Linked DNA regions of Homo sapiens: all the other regions are linked to region 2. Evidence: chromatin loops called from intact Hi-C (ENCODE). Cell type or tissue: MCF 10A. All regions are shown on one strand.

What was found. Peaks named below come from ENCODE experiments on the same cell type or tissue, not always from the same donor. Only the 100,000 strongest peaks of a DNase experiment are listed, where the experiment ranks them.
Region 1: a loop joins it to region 2, with 10 times the contacts of the local background. A loop is called at or near these places in 6 of 110 quality-filtered maps.
Region 3: it touches region 2 in a loop (8-fold over the local background); 24 of 110 quality-filtered maps call a loop at or near these places.
Region 4: it touches region 2 in a loop (26-fold over the local background); 5 of 110 quality-filtered maps call a loop at or near these places.

What each region holds. Positions count from the first base shown.
Region 1 is chr1:29,336,471-29,344,470 of GRCh38, forward strand. The region is part of intron 1 of LINC01756 (long intergenic non-protein coding RNA 1756); the gene reads right to left. Among named protein-coding and RNA genes, the nearest start is that of LINC01756, 9.6 kb to the right of the region's middle. In MCF 10A, a CTCF peak has its summit at 4,594 (motif pointing right); a DNase peak (open chromatin) is centred at 4,611.
Region 2 is chr1:30,703,661-30,711,660 of GRCh38, forward strand. It overlaps MATN1 (matrilin 1), which reads right to left. Exons shown (of 8, transcript NM_002379.3): 8 at 7,617-8,000. LOC124903888 (a long non-coding RNA gene) reads right to left here and starts at 6,519. Exons shown (of 2, transcript XR_007065565.1): 1 at 6,437-6,519; 2 at 4,786-5,031. RefSeq lists an enhancer at 4,202-4,702. In MCF 10A, a CTCF peak has its summit at 4,631 (motif pointing left); a DNase peak (open chromatin) is centred at 4,621.
Region 3 is chr1:30,377,489-30,385,488 of GRCh38, forward strand. No RefSeq gene overlaps it. Among named protein-coding and RNA genes, the nearest start is that of MATN1-AS1, 340 kb to the right of the region's middle. In MCF 10A, a CTCF peak has its summit at 3,084 (motif pointing left); a DNase peak (open chromatin) is centred at 3,053.
Region 4 is chr1:29,908,653-29,916,652 of GRCh38, forward strand. No RefSeq gene overlaps it. Among named protein-coding and RNA genes, the nearest start is that of LINC01648, 120 kb to the right of the region's middle. In MCF 10A, a CTCF peak has its summit at 3,949 (motif pointing right); no DNase peak of the experiment used is centred here.

The DNA of each region.
Region 1 (8,000 bases), 1.4 Mb before region 2:
GGGACATCAAGTGACCATGCAGCCTAAGATTCCTAATTGAGATTCTATTGACGCAACTAGTTATAAGGTTAGCTTTGTGTGGCAGCAATCTATCATCAAATGAGAATGCTATTAAAGAGACCTCACTTGGGCAAGCCTGGAAGGTATGAGTAAGTTGTATGAATTAGTAGTTCAAACTCCTTTCTCATCAACTTCTGCCGCATTGCCTTGTCCCCCTCAAATCATGCCTATGGCCTCGTGGGGAGCTCCTTATGACCAGTTGCTGAACAATGAAAACTCAAGCCTGGTTTACAGATGGTGCTGTCCGATATACCAACCAAAACAGAAGACTGAGGTATCACAGCCCCATTAGGGTGACCTTGAAATACAGTGGTGAGGGAAAATCTTATAAGCAGTATATTTGGTTGTCCATTCTGGAATAAGAGATAGCCAGAGTATGGCTCTACACTGATTTATGAGCAGTTGTTAATGGTATGGTTTGGCTGGTTGGTCAGAGACTTGGAAGAAACAGGACTGGAAGATGGAAGAGGGGGAATTCTGCAGAAGAGTCATGTGGATGGGCTTCTCAGAATGGGCATAGACTGTGAAGATTTGTGTCCCATGTGAATGTTTGCTAAAGGGCATCCACTGCAGAGGAGGCTTTCAATAAGTAGGTGAGCAATATAACATGCTTTGTGATGATCAGTTAACCTCTTTATTCCTCTGTCCCTATGCTTGTCCAATGGGCCCATGAGTAAAGTGGCTGTAGTGGCAGGGATGGAAGATATGCCTGGGCTTAAAAACATGAACATCCCTTTCCTAAGGACTTCTTTGGATACTGCCACTGCTGGGTGCTCAATCTTCTGACGGAAGAGACCAACATGAGCCCACAGTATGCCACCATTCCCTGGATAGACTGGTCATCTACCAGGTTTCATCTTGATTTCATTGTACATCTCCCATCATGTAGGGGGCATAGATTCTTCCTTATTGAAATAGAATCATTATCTGGAGATATATTTGATGTCCCTGCCTGTGATTCTTTTGTCCCTGCCACCATCTATGTACTCATAGAATGTCTCACCCACTATCATGGTATAGTACACAGAATTGCCTCTTCCCAAGGAATTCATTTCACAACAAAGGAAATGTAAAAGTGGGCTGATTCCCATGGAATTAACTGGTCTTACCACATCACTCATCACCTGGAAGTGAACGGTCTAATTAAAAGATGGAATGGCTTACTGAAGGCTCAGGTATGGCACCACTTGGGAGACATTCCCTGAAAGGATGCAATATATGCTTTGAATCAGGCACCATTGTATAGTGCTACCTTCCTTGTTGTTAGAATACCTGGGTCCATTAATCAGGGGTGGAAGTGGGAGTGGTTCTATGTCAGTCAATTTTCAATCAAGATACAGAAAACATATGAGATTAACTAAGGGGGAATAAAAGAGAACTCTAAAGAATACCACTAAAGTGAAGGAGAATGTACAAGGCCCAAAACTTAGAAGGAAGAGAGGATCCTCTCCACAGCTGGGATTCAGACCCTTGAGGAGGGTGTAGTTGCAGCCTATTGGATGGTAGAAAATTTCACTGGATTGTCAGCCCAGAGATGGTCTCATGGTGGGCTGAAGGGGTGGGTTGCCCCTCCACACCTGTGGGTGTTTCTCGTTAGGTGGGACGAGAGACTTGGAAAAGAAAAAGAAACAGAGACAAAGTATAGAGAAAGAAATAAGGGGACCCGGGGAACCAGCGTTCAGCATATGGAGGATCCCGCCAGCCTCTGAGTTCCCTTAGTATTTATTCATTCGTCGGTGTTTCTCCGAGAGGGGGATGTGTCAGGGTCACAAGACAATAGTGGGGAGAGGGTCAGCAGGCAAACACGTGAACAAAGGTCTTTGCGTCATAGACAAGGTAAAGAATCAAGTGCTGTGCTTTTAGATATGCATACACATAAACATCTCAATGCTTTACAAAGCAGTATTGCTGCCCGCCTGTCCCACCTCCAGCCCTAAGGCGGTTTTTCCCTATCTCAGTAGATGGAACGTACAATCGGGTTTTATACCGAGACATTCCATTGCCCAGGGACGGGCAGGAGAGAGATGCCTTCCTCTTGTCTCAACTGCAAGAGGCATGCCTTCCTCTTATACTAATCCTCCTCAGCACAGACCCTTTACGGGTGTCGGGCTGGGGGATGGTCAGGTCTTTCCCTTCCCACGAGGCCATATTTCAGACTATCACATGGGGAGAAACCTTGGACAATACCTGGCTTTCCTAGGCAGAGTTCCCTGCGGCCTTCCGCAGTTTTTGTGTCCCTGGGTACTTGAGATTAGGGAGTGGTGATGACTCTTAAGGGGCATGCTGCCTTCAAGCATCTGTTTAACAAAGCACATCTTGCACAGCCCTTAATCCATTTAACCCTGAGTTTGACACAGCACATGTTTCAGAGAGCACGGGGTTGGGGGTAAGGTCATAGATTAACAGAATCTCAAGGCAGAAGAATTTGTCTTAGTACAGAACAAAATGGAGTCTCCTATGCCTACTTCTTTCTACACAGACACAGTAACAATCTGATCTCTCTTGCTTTTCCCCACAGTGGGCTAAGGTTAGTGGGCATGCCTGCTGAGATGCTGATGAAATTCAGAAGCTGCCTGTGAGGGTTTCTGTTGAACTTGCTGGGAAGCCAGCTGGAGCACTGGCTGCCAAGAAGTTTCTCAGAGTATTTGGGGTGGGAGGATAGGAAGCCATTTTTGGGAAGATGAGTGGAAGTGAGCTGGGGCTTCTATAGATCCTGCCTTTGAGAAGCCAGATATGGGAGGGCTGCTGCTATCACCAGCGGTGTGCTCTACTGAGTGTCCTGCACACCACCGAATGCAAGAAGAAGCCAAGTACTCTGGAATCAGAGTGTCCAACATCCTGCCAGTGCCATCTATTGACAAAATCAACACCATGCCAACTTGCAAGAGAAAACGTTCTAGTTTCACAAGCAGGCCATGAGGGGTGGATTTGGAACTCAGAAGCAATAAATGGCAACTGGTACAGGCTCCTCTCATTATTATTCTTAATCACCCACTTGGAGAATGTTTGCTTCTTGTCTTTGCAAATTTGAACTCTGCTGGCTTGGATATCTTTGTTCCTAAGGCAAGGATGGGGGGAATCCTAGAGGACACAACGTTGGTTCCAATGAATGGAAGGATGAGACTGCCTCTAGCCATTTGGGGTTCTTACGTCACCTATCAAACAGGCCGATAAAAGGGTTACTCTTTTGGATGGAATGATTGATCCTGGTTTCCACGGAAAAATTGGATTGCTTCTACACGATGGGGACAGGAGGGCTATGTCTGGAACTAAGGGGATTCTGCGGGTGTGCCTCTTAGTACTTCCAAGCCCAACTGTACAGGTTAATGGAGAACTTCATCAATCCAAAAAAGGCAGGATAATTGAGGGCTCCTATCATTCAAGAATGAAGTTTTGACTTTCTCTTCCTGGTAAAAAAAAAACCCCAACTAGCTGAGGTTCTGGTTGAGGGTAGGGAAGATTCGGAATGGGTAGTGGAAGAAGGAAATCATAGATATAAATTATGGCCTTGTGGTCAGTTACAGAAATGAGGACTAGAGTAGCTTTGCATATTTTCTCATTTATTGTTATGTGTATATATTTATGACTATGTTAATTGTTTCCTTCTCCTTCTTCCCGTTGGTATTATTCTTTTTCTTTTTTTTTTTTTTTGAGACAGAGTCTTGCTCTGTCACCCAGGCTGGAGTGCAGTGGCGCGATCTAGGCTCACTGCAACCTCCGCCTCCTGGGTTCAAGTGATTCTCCTGCCTCAGCCTCCCAAGTAGCTGGGACTACAGGAGTGTGCCACCACGCCGGGCTAATTTTTTGTATTTTTAGTAGAGACGGGGTTTCACTGTGTTAGCCAGGATGGTCTCGATCTCCTGACCTCGTGATCCACCCGCCTTGGCCTCCCAAAGTGCTGGGATTACAGGTGTGAGACACTGTGCCTGGCCTATTTTTCTTTCCAACTATTATTTCAGGTTCAGGGGTTACATGTGCAGGTTTGTTACATGGGTAAATTATGCGTCGCAGGGATTTGGTATACAGATTATTTTGTCACCCAGGTAATAAGCATGGTACCCAATAGGTAGTTTTTTGATCCTTACCCTCCTCCCAGCCTCCACCCTCAAGCAGGCCTGGGTGTCTGTTGTTCCCTTCTTTGTGTTCATGTGTTCTCCCCATTGTTATTTATATACCAGTTATTGGAGGTTAACTTTACCATATGGCCTTTAGGAAACAGAATATTCAGTGTGACTGTGCTGATTTTGAGGAGTTGTTCATATAGCCAGCAAGGGGTGAATGATGTTGGAACTACGTGTCTCCTTATTTTGAGGCAAGGGTGGGAACTTCCTTATGTGTACAAGGGATAACTGCATCTCCTTAGGTGGAAACACAGAGTTGCCTTGTTGTGAAGGGAAGTTTAAAAGTGTGTAGTAGATATATATGGAAGCTGATTCGTCAAAGGCAAGGACTGTGATGGTTCCACCAATTGTTTCTCAAGTCCACCCTTCTGTGTCCTGCTTTGTGTTACTGGAGCTGGACCCTATAAACATTTGTTTGCAGGCTGGTGCAATGTTAATCTCTGTCAATAGAGGGCAGTGGAGGGGTATTGAAAGGCTATAGAGATGGATGGCATTTCTTTGTTTTTTTTTTTTTTGTTTTGTTTTGTTTTTTGAGATGGAGTCTCTCTCTGTTGCCCAGGCTGGAGTGCAGTGGCGTGATCTTGGCTTACTGTAACCTCTGCCTCTCAGGTTCAAGCAATTCTCCTGTCTCAGCCTCCCCAGTAGCTGGGACCACAGGCACACACCACCATGCCCAGCTAAGTTTGGTATTTTTAGTAGAGATGGGGTTTCACCATATTGGTCAGGCTGGTCTTGAGCTCCTGACCTCAGGTGATCCACCCACCTCGGCCTCCCAAAGTGCTGGGATTACAGGTGTGAGCCACCGCGCCCAGCCTCATGAACAGTTCTTTACATTACATTTTCCATGTTTAGGTTACTGGTGTGGTCTCTGTCTTCTGAATGGTCTCTATTCACATACTCTCCACCCTGGCATCTGGCCTCCTTGCTGTCTCCATCTTAATCAGATTTGAGATGAAGATTTGGCCTCCCCCTTGCTCTCCTCTTGGCCTTTCTCTTCACCTCTGCCTCCTTCAGATCCGTCTTGGAAAGTCCCAGTTTCTGTGTGAACATGGTGAAGATGAGGATGTGGCATCTTCCCAGCATGCCTTGCAGAAAGGCCAAAGCCTAGAGCTGGGAATCAGGATGCCTGGGTTCTAGGCCCAGCTCAGCTTCTAACCTATGTCCTTTACAGGTGGGGAAAGTGAGGAGAAGTTGTGTCAGATGCCTACTTCCATCCAAGCTGCTCTAATGACCTGCAAAGGCTTTCTCCTCACCTCAATTTCCATGATGTTCTGTGATCCTCATGACAACCCTTCTTCTTACGGCTTGGCTGGATAGATCTTGTCATTATTATTCCACTTACATTATTATTCCAGTTGTATTATCGTTATTCTGATTAATACAGTGCTTCTTAACTGGGGGCAATTTTGCTTCCCAGGGACCATTTGGTTATCACAATGTGGTTTTGCTACTGACATCTAGTGGGTAGAGGCCAGCGATGCTGCTAAATATCCTACAATACATGGGACAGCCCCCGCCTTGGCCCCTCAACAAGAAATTATCTGGCCTGCAATGTCAGTAGTGCTGAGGATGAGAAGTCCTGAATTAATAGGTATAGAAAGAGGGGTCTTACAAGGGGAGGTGGCTTGCCCAGGGTCACACAGAAAGTGAGCAGCAGAGCTTGGATGAGAGCCTAGGCACTGAAACCCCTAGCCCTGGTCTTTTCAACCCTTCCCCATTCTTCTCCCAGGTCCAAGGGTAGGAAGGCAATGGAAAGCCAGTGAAACCTTCCCCGAGGAATTCTGTGCCTGCAGGTGGCTGACATTCTCCTCTCGCCTCCCTGCCTTACCAATCCCCAGCCACTTGCCAAGGCAGCCATCTGCTTTCTCAACTCCTGTTCTGAGCTGCTGAGAAGCTGCTGAGAAAACTGCACTTAGTGAGTACTGGCAACATCGCCAAGGGGTGATTGCCAACGTCAGCGGGCTCCAGCATCACCCATCGTTTCTGCCACCTCCCTGTCATCTGCTCCAACCGCCCTTCCCTTCAAGGACTATTCAGATCCTCCACCTTTCTTAAGTTCTCCCCTAGTCCCACCATCAGCTTTTTCACTCCCAGTAGTGACCTGACTTTCTCAAATACTCCCTTCTCTCCTGAACCTGTTCTCAGCCCGCTTGGGAAGAGGACTCTTAACTATCTCAGGACAGACTCTCTCCTCTGGTTGAGGGCCAGTCCGTTTCCACCTTCCGGACTGATTCCTTTCTGCCTTTGCGGGACATTGTCCCTATAGCGTTCTCTCTCTCTGTCCCCACTTCCCCCGGCATTTGTCAGCACCCCTGACTTCCCTGCATAAAGCCTGCTCAATCTCCCCCATACTTAATTTTAAAATAAATTCCTTTCTTGAAATCTTCTGGCCCCTCGAGCCACTTTCATTTCTTCCCCTCCCATCCACATACTGTTTGTACTGCCCAGATGAGCCACTCACCCTGCTTGCTCCAGCTGCAAACCTCCTACTCACCTTCAAACCCAGCTCAGATGTCAGCTTTCCTAAGATGCTGTAACAGATGTGGTTGGTGTCCCCCTCCCCTTGGCACTCTGAGTTCTGCAGTTACAGACAGTTCTGAGCATGCTGACAGCTTCCCACCTCAAATGCCTGCATCTCTTTCTCTCTCTGGCACCTGGAGAACTTGCTTGTCTGTGTGGCAGGTGTCAGCTAGGAGTACAGGGGACAGGAGGAGTTAATGCCTCGAGAGGTGGTGAACAGTGCCCACTACCCCTTGAGTCATGAGAGTGGGCTCTGGGGGCATCTTCCACGCAGGCCTCAGAGGCTCCCCAGCAGGACTGAGCCCCGAAGCTGCCGTCGCTGTAACCCACTGCCTAGTGCTTAGTTCATGCTTCACTGACTTTTCTCTTTTCCCCACTTAGTCGTTCCATTTCCACACTTTATCTGAGAGGGTTCCCCTCTCAGATAAACTATCAGCACTGGGGCCCTTGACTCAGGGCAAGCTGTTGAAATGACCATTTCCTGGGGTTGCTCACATTGGAAGCAACAGGTGGTTCATCCATGTGCTTCAAAAAGAGCACCCTTTGGGGCAGCCACCCTGAGACACACCCCTGTCCCCCTAACCCTGGAGGGAGTTAACTGCTCCCTCCTCCTGTTCCCTGATGCCTGTTATTGTTTCTTGACACAGAGTTTCTGTCTCTTGTTCCAGACTGTGAGTCCCTGAGATAAAAGCAAGCTCTTCCCTACCTCTGTGTCCCCTTAACCTGGCATGTCACCCTGGCACATCAGTGGCCAAGAAATGTTTACTGAGTGAGTGAGAAAAGGAATGGATGAAGGGGATAGGAGTCTCCAGGGCCACCCATGGTGGGTGACCAGCCCCGCGGAGAGAACTGTCCCATGGATGTGGTCCTCTCAACCCCGCCTTCTCCTCTCCGCCAAGGGGGCCTATCTCTGCCCACCCCTGCCTGGCCCAGAACCCCTCACCCTGACCCCCGTCCTACCTGCTATGATGCAGTCTGCCTGGTGCAGGCCAGGAAAAGTCCCCAGACAGGGGAGCGGGCCCCTCGGTAGGAGATTCCGGCTCTGGCTAAATAAAGGTCACAGGAACCCAGTGAAATGCTGTTATAATGCGACATAATTCAGTGCTGCCTTCCAGCAGATGTCGCTTTGGAGGGATGGATTTGTCCCAGCTGGACTCTGGGGTGCTTTCTGAAGCACACGGAAGAACCACCTGCTGCTTCTGATGTGAGCAGCCCCAGGAAATGGTAATTTTGACAAATCAACGTATTCAAGCCAAACGCATGGACCCAGTTTCCAGCAGGAGGAATTACAATCCTCGC
Region 2 (8,000 bases):
AGTTCGAGGAGGAGTTCCCTAGTGGGGATGGCCCTCATGGAGCTCTGTTGAGGATTGGGGTGGCAAGAACTTGGCCCCTTCCCCTCTAAAAGCCATCAGTCACCTCACCCAGAATAAAGTCCCTGAATAACAGTGGTGCCAAAGCCGATAATAATCATAATGATAACACCAACCTCTGCTTCCCTGGCTGGGCTGACCCTGTGCCAAGCTCCTGCCAGCACGCCACCCTCCTCATCTCATCAACCGTCGCCACAACCCTGTGAGCTGTTACTGCTCACCCCATATCACAGATGAGGAAACTGAGGCTCACAGAGATGCAGCGACCTGCCCAAGGCCCCTCAGCCCCAGGCAGAGCCAGGCTGGCCCTGGGTGTCTGACTCTGGGCCTCAGAGGCCTCCTCCACGTCCCTCACACTTGAGCAGCTTCTCTGACACGTTCATGCTTTTTGCTGTCCCCTCCCCCTGCACAATGTTGACTCAATCATCCCTTTAATCTGACTTGAAATAGGCCGTTTTCCATTTGTCTCACCCTGAGCAACAAAATCCATGAAATCAAGGCTTCAATGCGCTAATTTCTTATGGGTTTTTTCCTGATACTATTAAAATACATACATGACTGGGAAACTATGAAATATCAAATGTTTGTGCACCCACAACCCATGGTCACCTCATATCCCAGTGAGTACACCCCACTCCCTGGGTGGCTCTGACTGCTGTTGGAGAGGCAGCAGGACCGGGGAGGAGGCAGCATCCCAAGTGGACGTGGCCTGTCCTCTCCCAGCCCAGCCCAGCCCAACCCAGGCCAGCCCAGGACAGGGCCGGTTCTTCTCCCTCCTGGAAAGGCCCCACCCACGCCTGCTGCTCCCAGGCTGGGCCTGGGCAAAGGAAACTCTGGCAGCTGGAGGTGGCTCAGCTGACCATAGGCCCTGTGAGGGAAGATCCATTGCTGGGGGGATGGAGGGCATCTCCTCCTCCTCTCTCCTCTTGGTCCCTGGGACCCCATCCTCATTTTCTTCTTATTCCCCTGGCCACTCCTCGGGCTCCCTTGCTGGTCCCTCTGGCTGTCCCTGAAGTGTAGGGGTCCTGGGGCTCTGTTCCAGGCCCTCTCCCCTGACCTTCCTCTCAACTCCTCCCCCCGGGGGCTCATCGCTCACTGCAGCTTCAGTCATCTACATATTTGCCAATGACCCCAAACCTTCACCTGCAGCTCAGGACCTGCTTCTCCTGCCCCCTGGACACCATGGGGCATCCACCGATGCCTGGAAAGGCCCCACCCAAGCCTGCTGCTCCCAGGCTGGGCCTGGGCAAAGGAAACTCTGTGGCAGCTGGAGGGGGCTCCGTTGACCATGAGCCCTGTGAGGGAAGGCCCATTGCGGGGGGACGGAGGGCTGTGATGGACCCAAGGGCCCCTGAGAATGGGATGCACGTTGGGGTGCTCATCACATGCACTCCCCAATACTCCTAACTCCTGGAAAAAGCCCCAGGCATGGGACAGAATTCTTGCTTTGCACCACTCACAGGAGAGTGGCTGAAAGACACTTGCAGTACTCAGGAGAAGGAATTCTGCCAGGAACGAAGTCAGGAGACTGCAAGGGAAAATCTGATGCCAAGAAGAGGGGAAAATCCTTCTCGAACTGTGGCGACCTGCCCAAGCAGAAGCTGCACCAGCCGTGGGAGGAGGAAGATGGCAGGCAGACAGGCCTCCAGGCGGGAGTGGAGGCTGCCGGGCTGGGCAAGGGGTCTGTTCCAGCCTGTTCTGCAGCTGGGACTTGGCCACACTGCAGCAGGTTCACAGATGAAGCCCGCAGGAGCAAGACCCCAACCCATGAACCAGAGGTGCCCCAAAGAGCACCTGGGGCAACAAAGGGATTTCCCCATGGAGGAAGGAAGACCCAGGGGCCATGTGGGGTGGACAAGCCTGGGTCCCAGTGCCAAGGCCGACCTGCTGCTGCAGGTTCCTCTGTCTTCTTAGCCTTGCTTTCCCCCACTGTGAACCTGGGGTAGTCCTGAAACCAGACCAATTGTCTGTTAGAACTGACGTTTTTGGTTTCTTTTGAATAGACATAGAATTGACCCTCCCAGTCTTAAAACTTGAGAATGTTACAATTGTCTTATCTAAGTTCCATTCTCAGCAAACCAACCATCAGAGCCCCAGATAGTATCAAGGAGCTGAAATGCATGGATCACTGCATCAGGACAATGAGATGCCAGACTCCTCACCCATCATGATGGCCTCACTGACCACCTGCTTCCTGTTGACCAGTTTTTCTTCCTTACGCCTCCCTAATTCTTATTCTCCTGGATGTAGGTACATTTCTTCCCTGCTATTGAAACCCCCGATTTTAGTTGGTCGGAGACAGATTTGAGACTAATCTCCCATCTCCCATCTCCTTGGCTACAGAACCCAATTAAAGCCTTCTTCCCCAACAGTACTTGTTGTCTCAGTGATTGACTTTCTGTGCAGTGAGCGGCAGGACCTAGCCTGCAGGTGTTTCAGTTACAGTCTTACCTCCCAAAAGAAGTGTGAGGAATAAAGGAAGTTAGCCTTTTCTTGGAACAATGCTTGGCTCATCATAAGCACCAATATATGTTGGCTGTTTATAAATTTATATTTACTAATTACTAGTTAGGAAATATAATACATGCCACAAGTACACTATTATAAAATAACACATCTTTTTTTTTTTTTTTTGAGATGGAGTCTCTCTCTGTCACCCAGGCTGGAGTGCACTGGCGTGATCTTGGCTCACTGCAAACTCTACCTCCCAGGTTCAAGTGATTCTCCTGCCAATTTATTTATTCTATAATATACAAGTATTATACATAAGTATATATACTTGAGTAGTATCTACTGTGTAGATACTACACTGTAAGTCACCACTTATAAATTATTTACTATTACTACCACGGAAGGGCTGTGGGAAGCAAGGAGAGCAAGTTCATGCTTTCCCTCATTCACTCACTATGTATCTTTATCAAGCCTCCAGGGAGCAAAGCTGCCTCAATCTGAGGAGAGGCTGAGTGCGACTCAGCGAACACTGGCTGGCAGAGTTCCCACAGCGGGTGCTGGAGTGTCAGCTCAGTCCACGTGGACAAAACGCCTTCTGAGTGCCTGACACAGCCAGCGGTGTCATCAGTGGAACAGAGCTCAGAGAGGGTCAGGGACTTCCCGAGGTCACTCAGGGCCTGAGTTTGGAGCCACATGTCACACCCCGGTCTGGGCACAGTTCCCTGGAGACTCCTTAAATCAGGGTGCCTGGGACTCTGCATTTGAAAGCCTCCTCAGGACAGCAGTCTGCACTGGGGAAACACAGAGAGAACTCCAGTTTCCGAGAAGAATCGGTGAGGGGAACTTCAACCTCCCCAGAGTCTCTGAAAATCAGGCACCCAGCATGGAGCTAGGAGCTCGGCCCAGCCCCATGGATGGCCTGGCTTGCTGGCCACACAGTGATAATCAGGCCCCATGCCCTGTGCTGAATAAGCCCCTCTGCTCCCTTAGTGCCCCCACCCCACCCCAGCTGCTCTCCCATCCCTGGTCTGGGCGCTGGCACATGCCCCCCACCACCCACCTTCACATCACTCTCTAGACACTCCCTGGACCATCCCCCTGACTCCGCCTTACAGCAGACTCTCCATCACCCTTATGGGACAGGGCAGGTGCTTGCACCTCACGTGGAAGGGGAAGGACAGAGAGAAGCCACGTGAGATACCGCACACCCTGGAGGGGCAAAGGGAAGGGAGACGCTTTGACCTGGTGTAGGTTTTCCATGAGGGAGGAAAGACAGCTCGGAATTTGGAGGAGAGGCTGCCTCCTCCTTGAAGCCCTGGTGTGAACTTGTGATCTGAGCCTCCAGCCTGGGCCCAGACCCTTCGCTGCTGTCGCCACAAGGGTGCACCTTCGTCTCAACAGCTAGGGCGCCCGGCCCATGCTCTGTGCTTTGCACACATCCCCTCAGTTCACAGTCTCCCCCAGTGAAAGGGGAATCATTCTCCCCATCTCCCAGGGGAGCAAACTGAGCCCCAGAGCTGTAGTCACATGACCACGGCCATAGGGCACACCAGGGACAGAGCCTATTCACGCCAGGGCTTTGGATGGCAGAGTCCGTGGTCCCTCCAAGGTGCCTGTGTTGGGCTCCCTTCGACACCTCTGTTTGGTGTCTCTAGTATCCCCCTCCCCCACCAGGCTGCAGCTATTTTTGGCTTGAAGGCACTTATATTCTGATTTGGGGACAAAGGACAATTTGTCCATAGGAACGAGGGAGGGTAGGGCACAGGAAGATACCTCCTTGGGGTGCTCCTTCCTGGCCCCCACTGCACCCCAACGCTCAGATCTGAGCTGCCACCCCCTGCTCCAGCAAATCCTCTGGACATGCCCCTCCAGGGCATCTCAGAGTGAGGCATGGGATAGCAAGGCCAGCTGCAGTTGGGGAGGATACAACCGTTCCCATGAGAGAAGTCACCACCCACTCAGGAGCCTTTGGGAAGGAGGTTGGGAAGGAGGGGATTAAAGAGATTAGATTAAGTGCGACAGGTGCCACAGTGACAGGGACCAGCCCAGCTCACAGCCATGAAGCCCGAGCCCCATCCCCCAGCAAGGCCTGCTCACCCCATTCCTGGGCCAATGGTGCCATCCTGTGGCCAGCTTCCTCCCTAGCAGCCTCAAAGCCAGCCATTCCGGCCCCATTCAAACCACATAATTCCACCGTGGTCATCATTTCACTACGTGTATCAAAACATCCCGCTGTACACCTTCACTATAGACAAGACAAAATAAAGACAGAATAAATAAATTTTTAAAAAAATTTCAATCCATAATTCCAAGGTCCAAGGCAGTCCCTGAGATGATTTTGCCCCGCGTCAGCAGTCCATTTCACAGATGGGCAAACAGGCTCAGAAAGCATCAGCCGAGGCACAGTAAAGGGTGAACAGGGACAGCAGGAACTTCAGAGTCCAACAGGCTCAGCTTCAAATTGCAGCTCCACTACGCCATGACTCAGATGAGTCTCTTCCCGTCTCCAAGCCTGTGTGTCATCTGTAAAATGGGGCTGATAACCATACTGGCTTCACCTCGTGCTTGTGAACTGTTAAGTAGCATGCAGGTCTTTGCCATCATGATTGTGTAGGAATGTCCACCTGTCTGACTCCAGGCCCCACCTGGCACCGTGCACAAGTTCAGAATCAAGTCTGAAACCACAGGCCTGGACCATGTTCACACTGCGCTCCTCCAGGGCAAAGGCCAGGGCACCCCCCACCCCCACCCCCTGCCAAATACAGCTTCCCGGTATGTTCCTCAGCACTTCTGTGTCTGCGATGCTCCCACACTTCCTTTGCCCCTTCCTTCATAGTCAGGCTCCTGTGAGAAAGTAGGGCCATGATTGCAGAAACAGACAGTCTGCTCATTGCTGGGGCCCTGGGGCCTGAGCCAGTGCCTGACACAGAGCAGGTGCTCAGTAAATCACTGTTGGGTGAGTAAATCAATGAATGATTTACTTTTGGTCCCCCCTCTCACATGCAATTACGCCATTATTCCTTTTTAACATCATATTCACTTGTCAATGCATGGCTGTACTAGGTCAGCTCAGTTAGCACTGTGGCTGACAGCACCTGACTCAGGAGTCTGTGAGATCCATTTAGTCCCAGCTCCATCGCTCACTAGATGGGGCACACTGACATGCTACTGAAACCCTCCATGCTTCAGTTTCCTCATCTGTAAAATGGAATGATAAATAGTAAATCCTTCATAGGATCACAGTGAGAAGTCATCAAATCAAGGTCTAGTCTATGAAAAGTGCCCAGAGTGGTGCCGGGCACATAGTAGGTGCTCAATAAACACTGGCCCTTATTACTGGTAGCTGCATTTGGCCTTGACATCTCCAACTCTTTGCAGCATCTTACCCTGTTTGTGTCTTGCCCTGTCCCTTGCCCTCTAGCCCTTCCCCCATCGTAATTACAGAGCAGGGGAGCTCACTGCAGAAGACGGGGTTCAGCCTCTGAAGCCCAACAATCCTCGGTTCAAATCCTGTTTGAGCAGCTTCTTGCTGCGCAGTTTTGGACAATCTGTCTGACCTCTTCGAACTTGTTACTCCTCAGTGAGCAAGAACAGCAATGTGCACCTTGTGCAATATTTGCCATCAATAAAGGAAGGCTGTCGTTTTATTACTATCATTGTTCAGGTGTTCCAGTCCCATCTGTTGTGTTAAATAGACCAGAAGCCTCTTGAGATCGAGGACAGTATCTAGTTGATCACTGTCTCCCTGTCGTCAGCACCTGGCTTGTGCTGTGCACACAGCAGGTTCTCAGGAAGCATTTGGAGAATTAAAAAACCACCCAAGACTTCTCAATCTGACTTCCATGGCAATGCCTGGGACTCCTGGAGCACCAATGGGTGAGCAAGACCCAAATGGAGAGATATCTACACCCCTTACCCTCGTCCTCACCCTGTTTCGCAGCCTAGAAAGTGCCACCCTTTCAGGACCTCCAGCCCTGGAAGTTCTATCTTGCACAAGTGACTTTAGTTCTCTGTGCCTGTCTCTCCATCTCCACAATGGAAGTATTGATGGCAACCTCATATAGTTCTACATTTCTAGAATGCAACCTCTGTGAGATCACAGTGAGGCGAAGTGAGACGGAAGTAAGCAGCAGCCAGACCATACAGCACCTAAGGTGTCAGGCTACGTTTGAATTTTATTCAGGAGGCAGTAGGGAGCCAAAGAAAGTTCTTGAGCAGAGGTGTGAACTGATCAGATGGGCACAGTAGGATCATCACTCTGGTATCAGTGTGCAGAATGGGCTAAAGAACAACAGCCCAAAGGCAGGAAGGCCAGTTAACCAGTGATGGTCCCAACCTTTGAAGAAAGGAATAGGAACCCCTTTCACCATAGTGAGCCTGAACTTCAGAGAGGCCATGTTCTGGAAAGAGCCCTGATTTGGGAGGCAGAGATTTCAGGATTTAAATCTCAGCCCAGCCACTTCCTGTCCACGTGACACTTTACATCTGGCAGCCTTGGTGTCCCTGTCTGTGAAATAAGTTTATTAAAAGGATCACTGAGAAGTGTGAATTGGAAATTGTGTATATATCACCCGGCACATAGGGATCACCCAAAAATGGTAACTCAATAGGTGACCCAAACTTGATTCTGACCCCAAATACTCCAAGGCTGCGACGCCCCCATAAGCAGAGTGGTCCCCTCCCCTTGTCAACATACCTTGATGCCAACCAGGGTTGAGTAGCAGGGCCCCCCAACCCCCAGCCTCACAGGCGGCTCTGAAGAGGATGCAGGCCCAGCCTCAGGTATCAGGAAGTCCCTGAGCAGCTCCTGTCTTCTCCTGGATTAATTGCATTCACATCTGGAACAGATGGGGCATTGGGACTCTCCACCCCCGCCCCCTTTTTTCAAAGAGCACTGGTCCAGGAGAAAACCATGTAATTAAAAGAGGAGAAATGCAAAACAATCCCCTTAGCGGACTGTGCCATCTTCTCTCCCTTGTAAATCCATTAATGAACTGTAATTGCAAAGACAAACCCTTTATTGAAACCTGGTAACCAATGCACTACGGGGCCAAGAGACTCCCATTATAGCCCAAGGCCTGAGGAAAGAAAGAAAAGAACAATCCTAATTAGTTTAGTCCTGTTTATTTATACAAAATTCAAAAAAACAAAATTACAGGTTACAAAGTAACTTGCCATCTGTCAGTAGACCATGGCTGCCCTCGGGAGATGCTGGTTTTCATTTACAACCTTCTGTTAATCAAACCTAGAGCAGAGAGGGATGTGGGAAGTCCATGGAGAGGACGGATTTCAAGAGGACCTGGAGTAGCCGTGGGGAGAACTGCGATGAGTGAAGGGCAAGAGTTTGGGATTGAAAGATCCCAAGAAGCTGGTCCCTGCCTTCATCAGAGCCTGGTGACAAGGTCCTGCCACTACTCCACCCACCGGGCAGGGAAGAACGAGGTCCTATTCCCAGGCAGGGCTTCCACCCCATCTCTGACTCCACTCATCAG
Region 3 (8,000 bases), 330 kb before region 2:
GACGCCTGCTGCTGCACCTCCACACATGTGCACACACCCAGCCAGGTGCAGACAGCGTGGGCAGTGCAGAGGGGACACCAGGGCTGGGGATTAAGGAGTTCGTGTTCTTGAGCAGCCTGGAAAGCAGCAGGGCTTCCGCAGGAGCCGCCCCTGCCCTCACCCCTGCCCAGTAGGGTTAAGGGGCTGGCTTAGATGTCACCCCAAGCCAAGGCTGTCCTTCTCAGAGGCTCCTTCCCAGCTCCCCTGAGTGGGTCAGTCCCTTCCCCTCTCTGAGCCCCTCTTTCCTCTTCTGTAAAGCAGACTCAGTGATGTTGCTCAGAGGATTGAAGGACAAAGAAAAGCAACACAATGGACAGCAGGGATTTGCAAACAGCCGGGTGCTGTACCCAAGACAGGGTATTGCTGGTGATGTCTGATGGATGGGGAGTTGAAAGACTCAGCTGTCACTGGGCAGCTGGGTCTGGTTCCCCTGAGTCATTCGTAATTCACCAACCCAGTCTATAGAAGCTTATTAAGCACTTATTGTGTGCCATGCTCCATGCAAGGGCCAAAGACACCATGAGCAGCGCCAGACCCCACTCTCAGGTTCCCCCATGGGATGGGGTTAGCCAGATGACCTGAAGGCCTCTCCAGCCAGCTCAACCCCCTTAATCCAGAATTACTCCCTGTGCCAGGCTGACGGTGTGGCCAGAGAGGCCAGGGCCTGGGAGGGGGCCTGGCAGTGGGTGGTGGGAAGAGATGGAGTGGCTGTGTCGGGGGAAGGAGAGAGCAGGTTGTTCCTGTACAGGTTTCGCTCCTCGGATAGGGGGCTGCAATGACAGCTTCCAGGAAAGACCAGGCATGTGCCTCACCCCATCCATTCTTGCTCACCCCTGCGGCCTCTTGACCAATGGCTGCTGTGACCCTGTCCTCCTCTGGGAATCTGGTCTCGGGGAGGAGCCCTGGACCCTGACATTGACTAGAAACCTGACCCCATGTCTGAGCAGAGAGCTCCCATCTCTCTGTCAGCAGATGGGGAAACTGAGGACAGGGCGGAGAGCGGCTTGCCTGTGGCCACACAGTGACTGATGATGATTGGTTCCTGCTCATCTCGTGCTTCTGATGAAGAAACTTGAAATCATAATCCTAATAATAATCAGCACATGGGCATGTGCTGTGTGCCAGGCACGCACTGAGCACTTTACAGGTGAGATTTCATATCACCCTCACAACCCCCCTATGGGGTGGATGCCACGCTTGGCCCCATTTTACAGATGAGGAAACTGAGGTGCAGAGGGAGAAGGGGCTCATTCAAGGTTCCCCCCAAGGACAGTTCCTCTAACTCCCCTTAGAGCACTTTCCCCAGTGGGTATTTGTATGTTTTGGAATTTTTTAAATTAATATTTGTCCTTCCTGCTGGACACTGGGCTCCAGGTGGTCAGTGGAGGTGTCTGTTTCCCTCCCGATGCCCCGACGTAAACCCAGCCCCAGCACAGTGCTCACTGTGTAATAGGCACTCGATAAGGATTTATGAGAAAGGGTCAAATGAGGTTCAGAGAACTCTAAGGGAAACCAAGTCTCCCGCGGGAATTATGCCCACAACCACATCCTGACTCCCAGCCCCGGCAGCAAGGCAGCTCTGACTCTCGGCCCCTGCAGGCACTGCCTCCCCATCCTCATGTGTGCACATCTGCTAAGTGACTCACGGGCTGGCTCAGAAGGAGTTAACAGCCCAAGTCGCTGGGTTCTGCAAGGCCTGCCAGGCTGGCTGAGCCCCATAATCAAGTCCTGCACAGGGGATAAACAGGCTGCTGGAGGATGGGCAGGCAGGGGTGGGGACCATCTCAAGAACCCTCTCAGGAGGCCTGTGCACTCCGAGGAGAGTCAAATGGACTCCCTCCCCTCCCATGCGCTGGTTCAAAGCGCCGCCGCATTCTTCACCCGCCTTCATCTTTGAAGCAGCCCGGGGGCAGGCTGCTGTCTCCCACATGAGGAAGAGGCCCAGGGAGGGGAGGCGACAGGCTCAAGGCCACGCAGCTGTTTGGTGGTGGAGCTGGACCAAGCTCTGCCGGGGTGGTTGTCAGGACACCGGCCCCGATGTCTCAGCAAGGGTTCCAGCAGGACACAGAAGCCATACAGGGAAAGTTTAATACAAAGAATTATTAACTGCTACAGTGGGTTGGAGTAACAAGGGGTTCGTTAGTGAGGGTGGCGGGGGCACTATGGAATACAGAAACAGCCAATCTGAAGAGCAGCCACTGCTCAGGGGCTAGAGAGGGCCACCAAGGGGGAGGCCCCACGGCTGAAACCCAGGCCCTGTTGGAGAGGGCAGAGTTGTGGCTACTGAATGGACAGGAAGTTGCCATACTGCCACGTGAGTGGAACTTGCTGGAATCTGCCCTCCAGAACTTGTCAGGAATCTACTCTCTAGGATGCCAGAGAAACACCATTTACGGGGAGGTGAATCACGGAAGGCACGTGGCTACAGAACCACCTGAGGGGGTTGCTGGGAGTTGCTGCTGGCCACTGGGAGTTGCTGACCACTGTGCACAGCAGGAGCTGGGCACTGGAGGGGCTGCCTACACTGCAGGAGCTAGGCATGAGAAAGGCCGTGCACTGCAGGAGTTGGACACTAGAGGAGCCACCCGGGCTGCAGGAGCTGGGCACAGGGAAAGACCCTGCACTGCAGGAGCTGTGCACTGGAGGAGCCGCCCACACTGCAGGAGCTGTGCACTGAAGGAGCCACCCGCACTGCGGGAGCTGGGCACTGGAGGAGCCACCCGCACTGCAGGAGCTGGGCACTGGAGGAGCCATCTGAACTGCAGGAGCTGGGCACTGAGGAAGGACTGGCATTGCAGGAGCTGGGAGCTGGTGGGGCTGCCTGTACTACAGGAGCTGGGCCTGGGAATGCTGTCTGCACAGGACCAAGGGAATGCTAGAGAGGCCACATGTGCCAGAAGGCTGGGTGCTGGGGAAGCCACCTGTGCTACAGGACCTGGGACCTAAGGAAGCCAGTCCTGCGGCCATAGCCTGCCTAACCCAGGAAGAAACCAGAACTAGGAAGGAAAGCTCCCTCCTCTTGCAATGTCTCTCTGCTGCCCTCTACTGACCACATTTAATGTCATGCCAACCGGGAAATGAAAAATATTCAGAGTGGTACCCATTTCCACTTTCACAGATCAGGCAACGAGGCGTGAATTGGAGCTGAGAGGCAATAAATTTGTAACTGGCACGGTCCACACCTGCTCACCTTTCATAGACACACTCTACACACATTTGGATTCCCATATAACAGCAACAGAACTCTATCATTTCCATCTCATAAGAGACAGCTATCTGTCTTACAAGGGAACAAGATCCTTCTCCAAAATGAGGAGGCACATGATCCCAAGACTCATTGCATCCACTGCTGGCTATAAATTACTCCTCAAATTCAGTCACAGTTCACTGACTATTCTGTTACTGAAGACTAAATTGTTAAGTTAACTTCCAACCACTTGTATATAGAATAAAAATGGGAAAAAGGAAAAAGAAGAAGAAAGTAGCTAGCATATGTAAGTGAACACAGACATAGAGTAAGCAAATTGAAAACATGCAAATTTTCCTACTTGGTCATGAGGTCATCATTGATATGTATGGCTACCTTTCTCCACCCTTCCTTCCATATTCCCCCCGCCAGCTTCCCCGCCCCCAGTCTCAACCCAAAGCTCAGATGGAGATGTCAGTATTCTCCGCTTGGTGGAGTCACCCAAACTTCCATTACTGAAGGCTCTGCTATCCAGCCTTCATTTGGGCAGGGAGTAGGTTTCTGTGGTTTTCCATTAATCTTTACTATGGGACGTGGGAGCACTAAGAGGCACCTCAGAGAATCCCCTGATTTCAAGACGGGGTCTTCTTCCCGACACTGCAGCAGCATCCCAGTCTCCCACTGGTAATTGGGAGCAATCATTCCAGACAGCAGATTAACCTCTTTCTTCCCTGTTGGTTCAGTGGCACAGGCCCAAAATGGCCAGGTGGCAGTCTCGTTTTCTGATTCAGTGGAACCATTGCTGTGTCCCTGGGAGCTAAGCCCTCTAAGCCAGCAGAGAACACAGTTGCCACAATGTGACCAGGAACAAAGTCCTTGTGGGTGGGTTATTAGGTGTCATTGTGGCAGGAGCCACGCCACCTTCTACCCCTTGTCCCTGAGCCTGGGTGTTCTGACTATGCAGAGACAGCACCGTATTATGGCCTCTGGTTCAAAACACACTCTGTGTCTTGCAAGAAAGAACATTATCTTTTCAGGGTGTGGTCTCCCAATTGGCATCACAACTGAGACTTCAGGAAGCCATTCCACCTTTCAGTCAGGCCAGCCACTTCCAGATGTGTTGTAAGACCAGCTAACCCCACGGACTAGAGCCTGTGACCACGCCTCCTCTGCTGTGGCATGAGCTCCCGGATCAGAGGCAGTGCCATGAGGATGCCATGATGGCAGAAGACATTCTGGGAGTTCACGGAAAATGATGCCAGAGGAGGAAGCATGGGCAGGGAAGGCAAGTTCACACCCAGAACATGGAGGATGACACTCCATGCCCTCCATGATGAAAAGGTCTGATGTCCTCAACCTGCCCCAGATGGCAGGCAGGTCCTTGCAGGACAGGGTGCCACACCAGGGCCTCAGTGTTGGTCTCTGCTGCTGGTGGACTAGGCACTGATCAATAGCATTAGCCAGATCGGCTTTGACAAGGGGCAGCCCATGCTGCTGAGCCTATGCCCAGCCTCCATCACTGCCACCACAGCCCCTTCGTCCATGGACCCATTGAGCAAACACTAGGGTGGCTGTGTGGAAAGTCATTTTGTCCATCTGATTATTAGGGTTCTCACCTGCAGTGGATGCCCTTTAGTGAGCATTCACTTGGAACACAAATATTGTCACCACTTGTGGCCATTCTGAGGTCCAGCTACACACCTCTTCCCCACACTTCCTCACCACCAGGCTCCAGCCCTGTTCCTTCCGAGTCCCCGATCACCAGCCAAACATTTGTCCATGCACATGAGTCCATGTAGACCCTATCCTCTGGCCTTCTCTCACTTTGGACTCAGTGGAAAACCAAATGTGCTATTCAAAATCTTGAGAGGATTTCCCTTCACCAGGGTCCTTCAAGGTCACCCCAGTGTGGGGCCATAGTGGGACAGCTGTCCACTTTAGGGTGATACCAGCCCACTGTGCAGACTCATATGTCAACCAGACTCAAGTTCCTTATTCCTCAGTCAGCACCTCAGGAGGAGAAGGAGGAACGCCCTCCTCCCAGTCCTGAGGAACACCCAGGAGCATCTGCTGGGGCGGGGAGATGCAGCAGGGGCTAGTTTTGAAAGACTCTGAACCACCTGCCCATGCCTCTTACTCATACTTTCCCAATCTCCTTGAACCTATCTCTTACCTCTTCTATTTGCTAGGTTGTGCTCACCTGACCTTATGGTTAGACAATACCAAGTTCAAGATGGGAAGCTCAGGTTGCATAGTCACCTGATGTACCATATTTAGATGTTCAGTCTCTACCAAAGCCCAGTAGCAAGCCAGGAGCTATTTCTCAAAAGGAACGCTGTTATCTGCAAAAGAGGGCGTAGACTGCTCCAAAATCTCCTATAAGTCTGAACTGGGTTTCCCCTATTGGTGCTGGCCAGGGGTTCTATACAGCACCCTGTTTGCCATAGATGCTTTGAGTATGGTGAAATCTGCTGGGTCATAAGCTCCAAGTGGTGGAGCAGCTTGTGCCGCAGTCTGAATGAACTTGCTGCAGAGCCTTCTCCTGATCTGGTTTCCACTCAAAGCTAACAGCCCCTCCCTGGGGCAGCAGGCCCCTGCGTTATCGTGGGACTGGTTTCCCACACTCTACTTGGCATCTGTTTTACCAGGGAATCTGATGTGCTTGCTACATCCTGTTCCTGGGATCCAATCCACATGTGATTAATGTAGGAGACCAGTGTGCATTTTGTAAAATGTACAGACAAGCAAGTTCGCTGCAGACTATCACTGACACATCAGGGGACTCGCTCAGACTCAGACTGTGCGGCTCGGCCCCAGGCCCAGCTCCCGTCCTCCCAGGCCTGCACAGTGACTCAGGGTTACAGAAGATTCTCCAGGAGAGCAGACACCCCAGCGAAGTCTTAGAAAGGAGAAGTGCACACTTATCCCGGTTCCTGTATTTCAGGACTTTTCGTTAATTCATTCACCCATCTATCATCACAGGATGAGTAGCTACCGTGGCCCAGGCACTGGCTGAGGCCCTGGGACACCACAGTGGACAGAAGAGGCCCCATCCCTCCCCTCGGGGAGCCCACATGGTAATGGGGAGAGATGACAGACACATAAAGGACTGACCAGCTGTGGGGCATGTGGGTGGCGATGAGGTCAGGGACACAGGACAGGTGAAGGGGCAGTGCATGATGGGAGGGAGTGGGACAGTGACACGTGAGACGCAGTCAGGAGGAGCGCGCAGATGAGGACGTCTGAGCTGAGACCTGAAGTAGGGGAGCCAGGCTGTCCAGGGGCCGGGGTGGGTGTCATTACTCCCAGTGCCATCTTCCAGTCTCCCAAGCATCCCAGTCGGAGGATGAATTCTGTGGTCACCATGGATAATGGGGTCAAATGAGCTCATGGGCATAACATCTTAACTCAGGGCCTGGCATACAGTAGGTGCTCAGTATGTGAGAGCTGCTATTGTCATTACTATTTTATTATCCTTATTATTCCACATGATGATGATGATCCTGAATGCACACGTGTTCCCACTCACCTCCTGCTTCCAAGTCTCAGAAACTTCACCGTGGAGTGTGCAGGGTGAGCACCACCTCCACTAATGGAGCTGCCCCACCTGGGCTGTCGGGAGGGATGGAGCACCCTGAACCCCCACTGGGGGTGGGGAGGGGGAAGGTGCCAGGCGGGGTGGTGTGGGCCAATCCCTCTCCTCCCACAATCCTTGCTGACTCACAGGCAGCTCTGGCTGGACTCGGCTGCTCCTGCTGACAGATCATTGTGTCAGGAGTCTGGGGAAGGTCTCATTAATTATGATAATTGATACCTTTGAAGATGCCGGCTGTGTGATGCCTGCTCTGGTGACACAGGATTCTGGTAATTCTGTTTGAACTGCATTTTACAAGCAATATGGTTTACATTTTGGCCACTAGGAAAATGGTTTATCTTTGAGGATGCTGCCTGGGGTGGACTGGCAGGAGCCAGCCTCCTGGAGGGTCTTGATGATGCCAGAGCTGGGGGAGAGCCCTGTGGTTCCTGGGCTGACCTCAGGGCAGGGGGCATGGCTGCCAAGGGATAGGGAGGGTGTTTGTCAACATCAGGAAGAACACAGACTCTGGAGGGGCCCCAGGGCAGCACCAGCCTGCACTGATTCAAGCCTGGCACCGCCCCCTGGAGGGGTGCTGGTACCACCCCTGATTTCTCAGACCAGCGGTCTGAAGTGCAGAGAGGGGCAATGATGTGCCCGGTCACAGCCCACCCCCTTCACCTGTCATCTGCCAGGACCTTGGCTCACTCTGCGTCCTCCAATTCCAGCCTCCACTGACTGGTTCCCCTGCTCTGCTCTACCTGCTGAGGGCCTGAGAGGGCCCCCAAATTGTGGCCAGCTGCGGCCAGCCCCCGAGGGAGGAGAGCTTGTTCTCAGGCAGGTTCCCAGGACCCCCTCATTCCTGGGAACCAAAACCTCTGGAGAGGGCCAGGGAATCTGTATTTTACCACCTCCCTGGGTGAGTCTGACCTGCTCCAATGTCTGGGCACCACTGTTGGTTCCCTCCTTTCCCATCTCCTACAGACCGCCCTGGCCCAGGCCCTCCCGCAGACCCTCTCTGTCTGTGCTGAGCCAGGGCTGACTCCGCCTCCAATGCTCCTGCGATCCTCACAGCAATGCCACAGCAATGCCACAACTCTGAGCTGCTGCCACCCGTCAATGGGGAAGTCCAGCGAGGCTCCCAACGGGAAGGACACGTCCAAGCTCTGAGCTGGGCTCCTGCCCTGTCCCTCCTTGTAT
Region 4 (8,000 bases), 800 kb before region 2:
TACTCTTCCATCAGTTCTCACTTGGCTGTGCTTGAGGGTGAGCCTCTAGTTCCAGTATGTGTAAAAAGCCCAGATAGCAAAGGGAGGAGACTGGGGCGAGCAGGCCAGGCCCTGGACCGCAAAATACAAGGAAGAAAGAGAATAGTCAAGCAACAAGTCTAATCTGGGCTCTGGTGGCCCAGACAGTCCAACCTTGGGTCATCCTCGAGGCCTCTTTTCCCCACCTACCCCAACGCCAGCACATCTCAAAGATTCCTGGAATCTGCTCATCTCTCCCAGTTCTATTGTCCTGTGTTACCATTTCTCCTGGACAGCCCAGCTGTTGTCCAGCTGCCCCCGCTGCCCCATTGTCTATTCTCTGCACAGCGGCCAGGATAGTCAGATCCTTCCTCTCCTTAGTGGAATCCCATTCAGTTAGAGGCGGCTTTACATGTGGCTTTAGCTTTAGGGCCCGCCATTCCCCTGACCCTTTTAAGACCCTGGGAAGGGCCCTAGCAATGTGCTTAGTGAGAATTATCAATTCAAGAATTACTTGGGGTTCACGGTTGCTCAAGAAGTTTTAAAAAGCCCTGAAATCTCATGGCTGCTATATGAAAAAACCTGGATAGTGATTTTCCCAGATTTGGCAATAGTACTAATGATATATGGGACGTCATCAATAATCAATTGCAACGATGAAAATAAAATGTTCCTAAACCATCAGTAACAAAAAATCAATTTCTATCAAACTCAGCCAGAGGAAACACTAAATAATCTTTCTTCTCTCTATGAAAAACGGTATTATGAAGTCTTTGCCACAGAAGATGTAATCCAGGAGAATGTGGCCCAAAAATGTAAGGAAAAAAAGGACTCTGGAGATGTGTCAGGAGCTAATTAAAAAACACTGTTATTTTTGTTGATTCTGTAATGTTTTTGGTAATTTTTAGCTTTTTAAAATCTGTAATGTATTGTGAATTCTTTTCTCACTCTAAATAAATGTTCAATTACATAGCTCATTTTGATTCCTAATTCTGGAATCTGGCTCTTCTTTTCTAAAAAGGATGCTCCAAATTGTATGTTTCAGGTCCCACAACATGTGAACCCGCTGTCCCTGAGGGCTTCCCACTTCACTTGGAATTAAATGTCGCATCCTCCTGTAGTCCTGCCCTGCTCACCTCCCACCCTACCTCGCTGCCCCCTCCTCTTTCTCACCGGGCTGCAGACTCCCAGGGTTTCTCCCTGGCCCTCTAACTAGTGAGCTCAGTCCTACCTTGGCAACTATGCATTTGTCCTATATCCTGCCTGGAACCTCCTCCTCCAATCTTCCCTTTCGGTCACCTGGGGTCCAGCCCAAGGCTACCTCCTCTGAGAATCCCTGCCGAATATCCCTACTTAAAGTGGAGCCTCCTGCCCACCCTGCCCCACCCTCGTCACTGCTCTATCCCTCTGTTTTGTCCACTTCACAGTGCACACTTCTATCTCCCTGAGACTAGCGTGTTTTCTCTTCAGTGCTTGTCACCTCTCTCTGCCCCAGGAAGCTGTGGTCACATGAGCCCCAGGAGTGGGTCGGGGAGGGGGGGTGGGGTGGTCATGTCTGTCTTGTCTATCATGGACTTTTTCCACATAGAATGGTGCCTGGCTCACGGTAAACACCCTGTGGATAATTGCTGAGTAGACTGTTGTTTACAGTTTGAATCGGCAACTTCTTTTTGGAAGATGTGTTGGCAATATGCTCCCAAAGCATGAAAATGTGCAAACCCTTTCACCCATGACTCCTACTTCTAGAAATTAATCCCAAGGCAATTATCAGGAAGATACACAAAAAGTGGGGATAGCCACCTGATAAAAATCATGGGAGTCAATCAAGTTGGGGTTTTAGTCTTGACTTCACCAATTAAATAGCTGCTGTGTGACCCTGAGCACGTTGCTGACATCTCTGAGTCCTGGTTTCTCATCTATAAAAGGGGATGGTAATAGGAACACAGCTCAGTGCTGACTAGTACTGTATTCCATGATGCTCACTATGGTGTTGTTTATAGTGGGATAAAATCTGAAAGAGCCTAAATATCTAACCACAGAGGAGTCCAGATCAGTGCCACCCAGTTGAAGTATAACACAACACAAACCGCAAATATAAACACATATGTAATTTTTAATTTTTCTGTATGCACATTAAAAAGTAAAAAGGAACAGGTGGAATTTATTTTAATCATATATTTTGTTTAACCCAATATATCCAAAATAGTATTTCAACTTATAATCAATATAAAAATTATTAGTGAGATATTGTACCTTCTTTTTTGTGCCAAGTCTTCAAAATCTGATTTGTATTTTATGCTTACATTTATTTCAGACTATAGAAATGACCCCGAAAGTATAGTCTTTTGTTGAGTCTCACTCCATTGCCCAGGCTAGAGGGCAGTGTGATCTCCGCTCACTGCAACCGCCGCCTCCTGGGTTCAAGTGATTCTCCTGCCTCAGCCTCCCGAGTAGCAGGGATTGCAGGCATGTGCCACCATGCCTGGCTAATTTTTGTATTTTTAATAGAGATGAGGTTTTGCTATGTGGGCCACGCTAGTTTTGAACTCCTGACCTCAGGTGATCCACCTGCCTCAGCATCCCAAAGTGTTGGGATAATAGGCGTAAGCCACAGCGCCCGGCCTGAATGTACAGTTTTTATGCTTATGTTTATTTCAATTCAGACCAGCCACATTTCCAGTGCTAAACAGCCACATGTGACTAGCAGCTACCACATTGGAGTGTGCAGGTCTAGGTAATTTATAGTGCAACTTTAAAATACAGTACAGCCATGAAAAAGCCTGGTTTCAAAAGAATATCTAATCATGCAAGAAAAAGCTCAAAAAATGAGATTCAGTGAAAAATGTAGTGTACAAAACCAGATAAAGTATGCTCCCACTTTTGTTAACGTAAATATATGCTTATGTTTATTTGAGTATGTAAATTGATGTGCATATTGCAAGGACATGCAGCAAAATCCTAACAGGGGTCGTCTGAGGAAATGGAATTATGGCAATACTCATGTTCTCCTTTACACTTTTTCACTATACTTCTGTATTGCTTTAGAATCAGGAGGAATATTGTCATTTTTAAAGTGTCCAAAGTGAGTTTAGCTATCTTGCACCATGACCTGACTGCAGTGGCCATTTGTGGATATGAGACGCTGTATTAGAGAACTGGTCCTAATTTTTCACCTTTCTCTGGACCCAAGCACTCTGCCACATGACTGCAGCTACTCCTACAGAAGGCAGAGTAAACCTCCTAGCCTCTTGACTTTGGGTTCAGCCCATGACTTCTTTCAGACAATGGTATGTGGGCAAAGGTGATCATTGTCAGTTCAGAATCTAGGCTTTAAGGTGCACTGCATGTTCCTGTGTGCCATCCTGTGCCCCTGCCATTTTCATGAGAAGAAGATGCCCTGTCTATCTCTCTGGTTCTAGGAGGGTAAGGAGTACATGGGGGCAGATTTGCATCTGATCTGAGTCTCAGAGCCACCAACCTGTGGATGTGTGAGAAATACATACTGATTGTAGCATGTTGCACCAGTGTTCGTGGTTGTTTGTTATAAAGCAATAGCTGACTAATACAGTGTTTTTGAACTCTTTTGCATATACTCAATCTAATCAAGAAGGTAAAAGTTCATTGGAATTATAAGTTAGAAAGCTGAAATCAAGATGATATTTGATGTGCTTAAATGTGTCCCAAAAAGTTCACATGTTGCAACTTAACTCCCAATGCAATAGTGTTGGGAGGTGAATCCTAATAAGAGGTGATAGAATCATAAGGGCAGAGATCTCATAAGTGGATTAATGTTGTTATCATGGAAATGGGTTTGTTATTTTGAGGGTAGGTTGTTGCAAAAGTGAGCCTGGCCCGTCATGCTCTTTCTCTCTCTCTTGCATGTATTCTTTTGTTCTTCTGCTTTCTGTTATGGGATGACACAGCATGAAGGCCCTCACCAGATGGTGGCACTATGCTCTTGGACTTTCCAGCCTCCAGCACCATAAGTAAAATACATTTCTGTTTATTATAAATTACCCAGTCTTAGGTATTATATCATAGGAATGGAAAATGGACTAAGACACAAGAACACTTTGAAAAATTCAAAAAATACAATTACCAATGATCTCCAAGGCAAAAGAAGCCCAGGCCTTACCTATGTAGCCTTGGCTCTGTTTCAGACACTCTTGATTACTAAACCTAAAGTCAAAGAAGGACAGAATTTCCTTGTTCTGAGGTATTACCCAGTCCTGAGGATGCCAATGAAAGCTCCCAAACCTCTTGATTTGAGAATATATTTTTTCCTCCTTGAAAAATTATTCATGTTCATCATAGAAAATAAAAACAAACCAAAAAAGAAAGAAAGAAAAAGACAAAAGAAAAATCACTCACAATCCCATTACCCACAGATAACTTCTATCAAACATTGGTGTGTGTGTGTGTGTGTGTGTGTGTTTGTATAATTACATTTTTCCTACAAAAAGGATAACATACTGTATAGAACACACTGTTCTATAATCTTCTGTTTACATTTACTATGGCATAAAAATCTTGCTTTGCCACTTAACATCTTCCACAGGATAATTTTGAAATGTGGAATTATTGCCTAGTTTTCATTTGAGTGGATGTAACATAAATAACTCTACCTAACTCTTGAGGTGTATAGATTATTTCCAGATTATTAGATTATTGTGTGTTGCTCTTTAGCTATTATCAGCAATATCCTATACATTAGAGCTCTGTGTGCATCCCTGATTGTTTCTAAGGATTAAATTCCTAGAGGTGGGATGTCTGGGTTGGGACACATATTTATAAAGCATCCCCTATCAGAGTGTCACATCCTCACCTGTCTGATGAGAGGGACTCGACTTCTGCATGACTGCCTTCCCCTTTCCCCAGCTTCCTATTGTATTCAAACATCCCTGGGAAGGAGAGGTCCCTGGAACTAACATTGTTCAAAGTCCTTAGCTTGACTACATCAGAACTGCCCTTCAGAAAGTAGGGCCCTGAAAGAAGCCCTGAAAGCAGGGCTGGAAAAGGTGAGCAATGAGGGTGTCAAATCTCCCTTCACCCTCACACAATCCTATACAGTGGGTCCTCTCCCTGCAGCCTTGTGGGGCAGGAGAGGAAACTGTTCCCAACGGCTGCCTGAGGTCAACTCTGCATCTGGACCCATTTCACAGCCCAGAGCCCTGGAGCTGTGGCTCTCTGTCCCTTACCTGTCATTCCTCCAGGCAACAGAGACAATAGGTTGACCACCTGTGTGCCTCCTTCCCCCTACTCAGGTGAACCCATGTCTGAGGTTCCACTGGCCACCCGTGACTCTGCCTCACTCTGGAGCACAACATGTGGAGGGAAGAGCCTGGGACCCAGGTGCACACAGGAAACCTGGGCTCGAAACTGAGCTCAGCTATTGACCCGCTGGATTTCCTCGGACATAATTTCACTTCTCCAGGTGTGACATAGACTGTTCAGCTGTTCACCAAGTATGTTTTTTTTTCCTTCCTGTGCACACAGCAAGACTATGTCCACCAGCCTCCTCTGTAGGTAGGTGGGACCGTGTGACTGTATTCCAGCCAATTGCATGCGAGCAGAAGTGACAGGTCTTGCTTCCACCTTGGGCCCTTGAGAACCTCACAGGAGGAGCTCCTTCCCTTTCTGCCAGCCCCATACAGATGAGCCAGATGACCTTGACCTCAGAAACCAGGTGTTGAAGACGGCAGAGCTGCAAGTTGGAAGGGGCATGGGTCAAAGTTTCCCCCTGCAGAGAGCCACCTACCCATCAATAAGACCTACCCTCAACTTTACATGGGAGAGAAATCAGCTTTTATCATGGCAGACCCTTAAATATTAGGGCGAAGTTTTTAGAGCTGCTAATATCATCTTTAGTATTCTGATGATATTATAACTGAGGGCTTTATTTCCTCATCTATAAATGGGAGAAAGAAAGAAGGGAGTCAGCACCCATCGAGGATCTATTCTGTGCAAAACCCCATGCTCCACACATTATACACATTTGCCCTTTAACCCCCTGCAAAATGCTACGATCTTAGGACTATTATCCCAATTTTCTGAAGCACTGACTGAGCTGGAATTCAAATGCAGGACTTCTGGACCCTGATCCCATGACAGACACAGCTTTGAGGTTCTGGAGGACCTAACACTGCGGGCTCCTGCTTCCTGCCTAGTGAGCAGAGTGGTAAAGAGCGTGCTGGCTGGAGTCCATCAGGCCAGGACCTAGGCACTCACCAGAGGAGGGCGTGGCTTATCTATGCCTCAGTATCCTCATCTGCCCAGTAGGGCTGCTGTGACAGCATCCACCACATGTGGTCATTTGAGGACGCTTTTCCTGATTAGGTTCAGGAAAAGCCTTTTTACTTCACCTCCACTGGAGATCTCCAAAGCTCTGCCTTGCTGGGGGAATTGGGAGCCCATCATCATTATTCCTTGTTACCTAGGAAGCCAAACTGCCTTTGATGTTTTATTGGCCTGACATTTTCCTTCAAAGGGTCTCTATTCACTGCTGTGAGAGTTGCTGGCTTCTACCAATTTGATGAGATGGGCATCTATCACCTCCCAAGGGGAAGTCTGACTCTAAAGGCTCTAAAATAAAAGGGGAAAAGGTTTGATTTCACTGGGGCTGGTCTTGGAGGGACTGGTCTTGGGGGCTGCTCCTGAAGTCTGTATGTAAATTCCCAGCAGAAGCAGTGGGAGGTCTGGGCTCTGCAGCCACATCTGGTGGGTGACGAAAGCTGGATGGGGAGGCTGTTCCTAGGAAGACTAATCCCGGTGCTTGGCTGTGTGTTTCTATGTGACACCACACAAGGAAGCCTAGGTTACTATGGCCCTGATCTCCCCCACCAGCTCTGGTCTCTGTGATCTGCCCCCAGCTTCCTCCCAGGATTTCATGAAACCTCAAATCTATTTGTGCAACCTCAATTCAAACAAGTCTATTAACTTTCACCCAGTGAAAGTCATTAGTTGTTGCTGGCTTTGCTGGCTCACAGCATTTTCAAGCCGGAAAAGATCTTGGATGTTTTAGGACCCTACCTCCTTCAAAGACTAAATGGCTCCTTCACTGCTTCAAGACTTCTAAAGGGCCCCCTGGCATTTAGATGGAGTCCGATCCCCTTAGCATGGCATTTGATTACTTGCTGATCCAAGGGCACACCCAGCCTTGCCTCTGTCCTGGCTCCGCCTCTGCCCTGCATGGCTCCTCACCTCTGGCTATGATAGAAATTGTCTCAGTATATTAGGCACCTCCTCAGGTCTGGGCGTTTGTACCTGTGTCTTCTCTGTCTGGAATACTCTTCCTCTCTCCCACCTGGTGAAATTTTCGGCACCCACCAGAGACTAGCTCAGGTGTCACCTCCTGCTTGAAGCTTTCCCTGATCCTACCAGGAGGAAGTAGCTGCTCTGCCTTCCATGCCGTAGACACCTCTGCCAGAATAGTGACTCCTGGTGCTTCGTTGGCTGCTTGTCTTCGTCAGCGTAGACAGCCAGAACAAAATCCCATAGCAGAACAAAATCCCACAGCCTGTGTGGTTTAAACCACAGAAACTTATTTTCTCACAGTTCTGGAAGCTGGAAGTCCAAGATCAAGGTGCCAGCAGGATCAGTGTGTGGTGAGGGCTATCTGCTTGGGTTGCAGACACCTGCCTATTTGCTATGTCCTCACAAGGCCTTTCCCAGGTGTCTACACGTGTAGACAGAGGGGGAGATCTCACTCTTTTCTCCTCCTATAAGGCCACCAATCCAATAGGGATTAGGGCCCTGCCCTTGTGACCTCATTTCACCCTAATTACCTCCTAAAAGCCCTAACTCCAAATACAGTCACACTGGGGGTTAGGACTTCAATACATGAATTTTGGGAGGACACAATTTAGCCCACAGAAATAGCGCGCCCTTTAAATTGGGGGCTGCTTTTTAGTTTTGTGTTCCTAGGAGAAGCTTCTATCCTAGGACAAGTAGAAGAGCCCAGCACAGGGAAGCATTGAGTAACC